Regions from separate parts of the Homo sapiens genome. Here region 2 is linked to region 1. A link is an interaction called in ENCODE POLR2A ChIA-PET data of the cell type or tissue named here. Cell type or tissue: HepG2. All regions are shown on one strand. Each heading gives the region's core, and the rest is flanking DNA. Links, peaks and the distances in the headings are about the cores only.

What was found. ChIA-PET counts read pairs that join two places held together with the same protein. Peaks named below come from ENCODE experiments on the same cell type or tissue, not always from the same donor. Only the 100,000 strongest peaks of a DNase experiment are listed, where the experiment ranks them.
Region 2: POLR2A ChIA-PET joins it to region 1 with 8 read pairs; 1 of 35 experiments calls an interaction of 5 or more read pairs at or near these places.

Annotation. Positions count from the first base shown.
Region 1 is chr1:25,166,129-25,170,510 of GRCh38, forward strand. No RefSeq gene overlaps it. Among named protein-coding and RNA genes, the nearest start is that of SYF2, 64 kb to the right of the region's middle. RefSeq lists an enhancer at 2,343-2,843. In HepG2, for the core only: CTCF peaks have their summits at 1,628 and 2,829; DNase peaks (open chromatin) are centred at 1,563 and 2,533; H3K4me3 peaks cover 1,110 bases.
Region 2 is chr1:24,914,097-24,918,478 of GRCh38, forward strand. The region is part of intron 3 of RUNX3 (RUNX family transcription factor 3); the gene reads right to left. Among named protein-coding and RNA genes, the nearest start is that of MIR6731, 3.1 kb to the right of the region's middle. RefSeq lists an enhancer at 384-899. In HepG2, for the core only: no CTCF peak of the experiment used is centred there; DNase peaks (open chromatin) are centred at 835, 2,115 and 2,395; H3K4me3 peaks cover 1,615 bases.

The DNA of each region.
Region 1 (4,382 bases), core at 277-4,276:
ACATATTGTATGGTTTCATTTACATGAAATATCTGGAATAGGCAAATTCACAGAGACAGAAAGCAGATTGTGGGGGAAAGGGGTGGTGGAGAGGAAGAATGAGTAGTAACTGCCTAATGGGATGATGAAAACGTCCTGGTACTAGGCGAAAGCAGTAGTTGCATAACACCATAAATGGACTAAATCCCACTGAATTGTCCACTTTAAATTGGTTAACTCTATATTCTGTGAATTTTACCTTAATTTTAAAAAAACAAACTACCAGTTCCTTCCCTGACTTAATCTACTCCCTATATTAAAAAGTCCCTATAGATCGAGACCATCCTGGCTAACACAGTGAAACCCTGTCTCTACTAAAAATACAAAAAAAAAAATTTTACTGGGCGTGGTGGTGGGCACCTGTAGTCCCAGCTACTCGGGAGGCTGAGGCTGGAGAATGGCATAAACCCGGGAGGCGGAGCTTGCAGTGAGAAGAGATCGCGCCACTGCACTCCAGCCTGGGCAACAGAGCAAGACTCCGTCTCAAAAAAAAAAAAAAAAAAGTCCCTATAAACTTTTAGATTACAACCCAAAGTACAAAATAAATACCACGTGTCCATACTGACACAAATAGATGATGGAAGGAAGACGGAAGGAAGGAAGGAAGGAAGGAAGGAAGGAAGGAAGGAAGGAAGGAGGGAGGGAGGGAGGGAGGGAGGGAGGGAGGGAGGAAGGAAGGAAGGAAGGAAGGAAGGAAGGAAGGAAGGAAGAAAGGAAGGAAGGAAGGAAGGAGGGAAGGGAGGGAGGGAGGGAGGGAGGAAGGAAGGACGGAAGGGAGGGAGGGAGGGAGGGAGGAAGGAAGGAGGGAAGGGAGGGAGGGAGGGAGGGAGGAAGTATGCACAGAATATCTCAGAAAGCGCACTCTAGAACGATGGCATCAGAGGCCTCTGAGAGGGACTAGGTGCTTGCAGGTCCATGGAGGGAGGACGTGGCATATCCTTTTCTACACTGTGAATTTTGAACAAAAATAATTTAAAAAGCAGTATTCTGAAGCAAAAGTGACAAAAGGTTCATATCTGCCCAGATATAGGCACCCAGATGTATATGGATAATTATGTTCTGTAATTTTCTGCATATTTGAAAGATTAAAATCTCAAGAAAAGGCCCTATAGGCACCAAGGCCCTGAGGCAGGATGAAGTGCCGCCACTGTGGGCTGGAGAGTGGGGCCAAGGGACAAGGTGGCACAGGATGAGAGAAGTAGGTGGGGACTCGATCCTGGAGCCACAGAAGACCACACCCTTCCCACACATTCCAGAGGCTCCCATCCCTGCCAGCCTAATGCCATGTCTTTCTGAAGTGCTAACAGGGCCCCAGAGTCTGCCTCCTAAATCACCCAGTACCAGCCCTGGCCCGGGCTCTGCTGGCTCCTCGACATGACAAGTTCATTGTTCCCCTTCTTCCGAAGGCTGCTTTTCCCCAAGAGGCAGCTCTGAGCGGGCAGGTTTCTGTGGGCAGATGCCCTGAGGCAGGGTTCACAAAGGCAGTATTGTGTGGCTCCACAGAGCAGGATCCTCGCCCCATCCTCCAGCCCCCACATCAAAGAGGAAAGAAATCAAAGCTGCAGCGGCAGGAGAACACAGCCCATCCCTGGTCCCAGAGGGAGCTCTCGTGTGGTACATTTCATCCCTGGCAGATGAGGAGGTAGATGGAGGCAGGATACTAGCAGTATGTGGCCAGCACCGGCTGAACAGAATGACCACCAGGACAAGAGCCAAGTCGAGGGACAGCATCATCTCCAGGGAGCACAGCACTTTACCATTTGCAGCACAGCACGTGAAGGCAGGGCTGGAACTGAGAGGCTCACGGCAGATGAGAAAATCAAATCAGAGCGTACCAAGGTCACAGAGCTAGCTAGAGAGCCGAGGCTCTCAGGTCCCCTGCCCAGTGTGTTTCCCGGGAGTACAAGGTGGTTTCCACACCAGCAGCTGCAGACGGACTAATGAAGACACAAGGGCTAGACCTCCCACCTGCACCACTTAGTAGCTGGGATCTCTGGGTAGTCAATGACCTCCCTGACCTTGACCCCTCAAGGGTGCCAAGTGCAGTGTGTGGTGCATGGTAAATATTCAACAAATGGTAGCTCTTCTTACCCTGATGCCCTAGAAAAAACCCACTGGAGAGGTGTCACCTAACAGCAAACTCACCTACGCCAGGTGGCCTGGACTGAAACACTAGGAGGTGAGGGCAGCAGCGGGCAGGGTGTTGGGGTTCAATCAGGCTGGTGGGAAAAATATTAAAGATAGTTACAGTAATAGCCAAAAACTATCTTGGAAGACCTGAGAGTTTGCATAGCTTCAGATTGCTTGGCTGAAGGCAGCCAGGGTCTCTTTGCAGGAGCCAGAAAGATTAAGGTGCAAGTACAAAGGAATGTGGGAAGTCTATCTTACTAACCTGTTTATTTATATGGGCTTTAGACTGACCTTTGTCCTACCGGGTACTTTACTGCCTCCTACTCAGGGAGGTCTGCAAAAGTGTATTACTCACAAACGGTGTTTGCTTTAGGCCTCAGAAACTGGCCTTTAATCTTTACCCTCTAGTGGTGTTTACTTGCAACTTTTGTTAATTAGTGTTGCTGAATAAATGCGAGCCTCACTAGCTGATCAGGGCCGAGTCTCAACTGTTTACAGAACTCAGCTTGGAGCCTGTAAGTGGACCCTCAGCTGGACCGGCAGAGCAGAATATCTGTGTGCCAGTGTACTTTATTCATCTGTCACCGAATCAGGGGTCTGCAGGAACAGACTCCCTGCAGCTAACGCCCCCCGCAAAAGGAGCGCTGCCTCAGCAGGGCCCCTTAGGGGTAGCCCCAGATATGGCAGGCTGCCCCAGGCCTCAGAGAGGATCCTTGCAGGGAGACCTCCAGCCTCACCCCAAGGCTTGCCAGCTGTGTGGTGACTGAATGCAATCAGAGCCGCAGGACGGGTGAGGGGATTCGGGAGACCTGGGGGCTAATCCCTACTCTGCCACAGGAGACATGTGTTACTCTGGGAAAGTCACTTTGCTCTCTGAGCAGTAAAATGAAGAGTCTGGATTCCATGAAATTGAAGGCCCCTTCAAAACGAAGTCCCCGTGAATGTATTTTATCCCCAAAATCCTCCTGAAAGGAATAGATAGGTAGATAGAGATGGTTGGATGGTTGGATGGATGGATGGATGGATGGATGGATGGATGGATGGATGATGGTGATATAGATAGAAAGATGATAGAGGCAGATATACATACACACATACATATACATAAAAATTGGTTAGTTATTATCTTCTTTTAAGGCTAACAGAAAAGAAGAGAAGGAGGAGAAAAGGAAGGAAGGAAGGAGAGAGGGAGGGAAGGAAGATTGTCCTTTGGGCATCCAGGGACCAGCTGTTGGAAAAGTAAGTCCAGCTCCCTATGGAGCTGGTGCTCCAGGAATCACAACAAGGCTCAGAGACTCAGACCTCCAAAAAGCATAGAATAGAGGCCCCAGAAGGAAGGCCTGTCTCTTGCCTCTCCCAACAAGGACAAGCCCCGCCCTGTGACTCCCTAAGAAGAGCGTTACTCCTGCCAGACCATGGGCAGCCTGTCCTCGAATCCTGGCCTTGTACTGTGTTTGCATTGGAATCTTCTAGAAGCCCCAGGCCTAAGGGAGAAAGCTAGGCCTAGAGAGTGAGGAGATTTCCTGCTAACTAAAGAGACTACTGTTTATGAGACCAAATACACGACAGGTGAAACACAATACAACTTAGTGAACTAAGGATTCTGCAGGTTCAAGTGAGCAAAGTAACATCTCCCTGTTGGTGTTCAGCCTCCGCCGTGAGCCGCTAACTGGTACACCGAACTCCTGAGCACCTCCACCTATGTGACAATAGGCATCTCAAACTCATCTAAAATTCACCTCCATGATTCCTCCAGATATTAGATCTAAAACTTTGAAACCATCTTTGACCCTCTTTCTCTATCCCATTTAACTGCTAGCAAGACTCGCTGGTTCCACGTCTGCATATTAGCTAGCACGTGTAAGACATGCTGCATGCCACGTGCTGTTCTAAACACTTTCTGTATTAAATTATTCATTCTTTGGCTGGGCGGGTGGCTCATACCTGTAATCCCAGCACTTTGGAAGCCTGAGGCTGGAGGATCGCTTGAGGCCAGGAGTTCGAAACCAGCCTGCGCAACAGAGCAAGATCCTGCCTCTATAAAAAATAAATTTAAAAATTAGCCAGGTGTAGTGGCATGCACCTATGGTCCCAGATACCTGGGAGGCTAAGATGGAGGATTGCTTGAGACTGAGAAGACTGCAGTGAGCCACAGTAGTCCCACTGCACTCCAGCCTGGGCAACAGAGAGAGACCCTGTCTCAGAAAAAAAAA
Region 2 (4,382 bases), core at 372-4,371, 250 kb before region 1:
CTGCTAAGGTCATCGCTTCCCAAGACCTCCATGAGAGAAGAGCTGGGTCACCTGGCCGTAAGGTCCAGCTGGCAAGAGGCCAGCTCAGTGTTCAGCCTCTTGGGAAAAGCAGAGTCGGGCAGGGCCACAGGAACAGCATCGTCTGCTGGGGACAGTGTGGGCTCCAATGACCAGGCCCGTCACCCATCTGAAGCCACTCGGCAGCCTTCTTGGCCGCCTGGTGCGGCTGTGACCCAGACACAGCAGCCACTGTCTACCCAGCAGCAGGGTGGGGCGCCGGGCCCGAGGCCGGCTCTGCGGCCTGTCAGGAGATTTACACCCGACTCTTAACAGCCTCGCGGAATCGCAGGCGGGTGCCGGGCCTGGGGTGGTCTGCTGTGAATCGGCCCCCTGTGAGCAGATGAAAGCCGGGTCGGTGGCTGGGCAGGGAAACGGGCTGGCCGGGGGCCAGCGGGCAGGGAGGCGAGCGGTTCCCTCCCAGGGCTGCAAGTGGGGCTTCCAGAGGCCTGGGGTTGATTAGGAGAACCCAGGAGGTCTGTGGTTAACCCCTTCCCTCCTGCTGGGCAGACTCCGCTAGCCCTGCCCCTAGCGCAGGAGACACTCCTGGGGGTTGTGGGGATCTTGGGAGCCAGGGACCTGGAGCAGCTGCCTCTCCTCAGCCCAGGAAGAAACTACAGAAACTCTAAGGCCTTCAAAGGCCCAACTGCGGGCTCAGGGTCACTTCTCCTGCCCACGCCAAACCCTCGGCAGCCACACTCTGCTGGCTGCTCACTTCAGGCCCCTGCTCAAAGGTCACCTCTTCAGGAGGCCTCCCCGCCCCATCCCTTGTTCCATCCCTTGCACGCTCCACTCCTTCTCCCAGCTTTGTTTTTCTTCATAGGACTTCCTACTACCCGAAATGACATTAATGAATCATTTGCTTATTCATCAACGATTTATGGAGCAGCTGTGAAGGGCTCCTGCCCACATTCTCAGGGTCTAGCTATACCAGGGCCTGGCAAACCAGAGCAAAGAACTCTGCCCTTGTAGAGCATAAACAACAGGGGGCCGGGTGCGGTGGCTCACGCCTGTAGTCCCAGCACTTTGGGAGGCTGAGGTGGGCGGATCACTTGAGGTCGGGAGTTCAAGACTAGCCTGGCCAACATGGTGAAACCCTGTCTCTATTAAAAATACAAAAATTAGCTGGGTGTGGTGGCGTGTGCCTGTAATCCCAGCTCCTAGGGAGGCTGAGGCAAGAGAATCTCCTGAACCTGGGAGGCGGAGGTTGCTGTGAGCCGAGATCTTGCCACTGCACTCCAGCCTGGGCAACAGAGCAAGACTCCATCTCAAAAAACAAAACAAAACAAAATGGGAGAAATGAATAACAAATGAAACAAACTATCGGACTAGATAGCACCTTAGAAGGTGGTAGTGGTAAGTGCTCGGGGTAACCTTAAAGCCAGGAAGGAAAAGGGGGAGAGGTGAGGAAGGCTGTGTGTGTGCCACTTGAAACAGGCGGGCTGCTGAGAAGTGCAGAGGCTTTAGGGTGTGAAGGAGTGTGCCATGCATCTGGGGGTGTCCGGGGAGGAGTGTTCCAGATAGAAAAAAGAGCAGTGCAAAGGCCCCCGAGGCAGGAGTGTCCCTGGCAAGTTCAAAGACCAGCCAGGATACCAGGGTGGCCAGAGCAGGATGTGGGAGGGAGGGCAGGGGGTAACGGGCACAGGCTAGGGGGGCGTGAGGGCCTTTCCCCCACCGTGGTCCATGCCAGACTTGCCAGGTGTCACCGCCCCTCCTGCTGGGATCCTGGACCTGGCTCAGCAACCTGCTTCTTAACCAGCCCCCAGTGACTCTGAGGGACACCAGCACTGAGAACCTCAGAAACCGAGGCCACACAGGCAGGAAGCCACCAAGCCAGCCTTCAAACCCAGCTGGCCACCTGGCTGCAGGCCGGGCACGCTCTGCAGGGCACCAGAGGGGAACGACCCGGCCACAGAACCCACAGCCGGCCTCAGGGATCTACAGATTCCCAGTCCTTGGCTCCCAGGACCAGCCCCTACTCCCACTTCACCCCACAGCGGGCTCAGATTTCAGAGGGTCGGAGGTGGCAAAACAGGAAAAAAGCCGGGAAAGGAAGTCCAGGAGCACAAAAGGCCTGTAACAACCTGTGAAGGTTGTGGGGGCACTTCCTGGGGCCAGGCCCCGGTAAACTCAGTCAACCTTCACAGCGACTCCCCTAGGCAGACACCAATACCATCCATTTGACAGCTGAGCACACTGAGGTGAAAAGGCCCTTCCAAGTGGCCCTCACTTCCCGCAGCCCCCGGGTCGGAGCCCCCAGGGTGTGCTGACAGTCACCTTGGGCAAAAGGTTTTGCGCCCTGGCCTCTATCCTCTCCTGGGGTTGCCCAAGAGATCAGTTACTGGGGACTTTGCACAGGGCCTGACGCAAGGGAGGGGGTTGCTCAGTGACCAGGAGCCGCTGAGCTGGTCCCTTCACTCTTACAGATGGGGACGCTGAGGACCCGAAAGGCCAAGGATTTGTCCAGGGCCAAAGACAAAGGAGTGGGGCTGCAACCCAGGGTATGGGGGGGGACCTGATCTCAGGGCCAGGATATGCCAGGGACAGGAACAGGCAGGTCCTAAGGATGGGGGACCTAGTAGACTGCCCCCCGACTCCATCTCTGCTCTGTTCTGTAAATAAAACCACTGATCCAGCCGCTGCCGGGGCCCAGAGAGGGAGGTCACCTGTCTCAGGTGGTGCAGCAAGCCTGGCTTCTGACGCCGTGGGTCTCCAGGCCCAGCCTCTGTCCCTCCCTCTTGTTGCCTCGTCCTGAGCCACGCATTTACCTTCCAGCTCACCCCAGAAGGGGCCATCTCAGGTCTGGGAGACCCAGGCAGGGAAGAGCAGGCAGGGGATTCTGCTGGAATCTCCCACAGGCAGGGCTGAGTCTCCATGCTCATCCAGGGGTCCCAGCAGGGCAGAGTGGGCGGCTCTGGGGTGGGCTGGGCTGAGCATGGAGGGCTCTCAGAGGGGCCAACCTTGCCCGGTCCCTTGGATCTTCCCACCAAGCGTCAAGACCCCGTCCCGTGCCTCCCTCTTTCTGGAGTGGCTCCCCTCTTTCTGGAGTGGCTTCTGAGTGCCGCATCCCCACCCAGAGCCCAACTGAGGCTCCTGTCCATGCTGACCCTGCCCCTGGAGACATAGGGCAGGGCTGCCACCTCCTTCAATGGAGACTTGATACCTGCACCTCTATTACCAAGGCAGCCACCCAGCTGCTGCCCATGAGAGAGCTCACCGTTGACTAATGGTGGTGGTGGGAGTGCAGGAAGGGGGCTGGGTACTGAGGACGACAAAACGCTGCGGACCCAGTGACTCATGGGACCCCTCTGTGCTACGGCCACGTGCTGTCCACATGTCGCCCCTGATCTCCAGGTCCGCAGGGTGGGTGGCATCATCACACTTCATGGAGGAGGGAGCTGAGGCCCAGAGAGGTCAGTGACTTGCCCTAGGTCACACTGCAGATAACAGCCCTGGCTAAAGTGACGGATCCCTTGCTAACCCCCACCGCTAAGTGCTTTCTATAGATTAAGCCACTGTTTCCTCGCAATAGCATCATGAGGTAGCTGCTTGTGCGAATATCATTTTTCAGTTCAGGAAACTGAGGCACGGAGATGACTAGCCCAAGGACCCACAGCCAGGAAGGCTGGCTTGGAAACTGCTCTCTACACCATGGTGGTCTATGGCTCATGAGGGCTTCCCAGCCATCACCACCTTGAGACTCCTGGAGTCACTGATCCAGTTCTCAGATGACAAAACTGAGGCCACAAAGAAGACATGACTTGCCTAGGGTCATGAAGCCCAAGGCCAAGGGCATGGGCTGGTCTATGTCTGATCTCAGCAGGAGGGAACCAGCAGGAGTGTGGCCAGGGCAAGTGCTGGCTGGGAGCTGACGGTGCAGGCCTGAGGATGCGTGCCGGGGCTCAGGGCTGGCAGAGGTGACCCTGAGAGCCCTGGAGGGAAACTCTTCCAGGGCTGCTGGACTCAGCTCCAAGCCTTTCCCAAGTGGCCAGATGCTGGGATGGGCCCAGGAATTGGATGATGGGGTGTCAGGCCCAGCTGACTCCCAAGAAGGGAGGGGCCAGCCCAGGGCTAGGCCTCCTGCCCCAGGCCTCCTGCCCCAGGCCTGCTCAGCCTAGAATCTTGCCTCTGGGAAGACTGAAGCCTGGGGCGCCTTCCTGCTCCTTGCACAGCATTAGGTCCTATTCAGGTACCCAACTCCCTCAGGCCTGGATTCTCTCCTCACTGGAACTTGGGTGACCCCTCTGGCTCTGCTGTCATCAAGATCCCATTCAATAGTGACTGCTAAAAGGTCTTCTAAACTACAAAGGGTCACATTTCTGAGA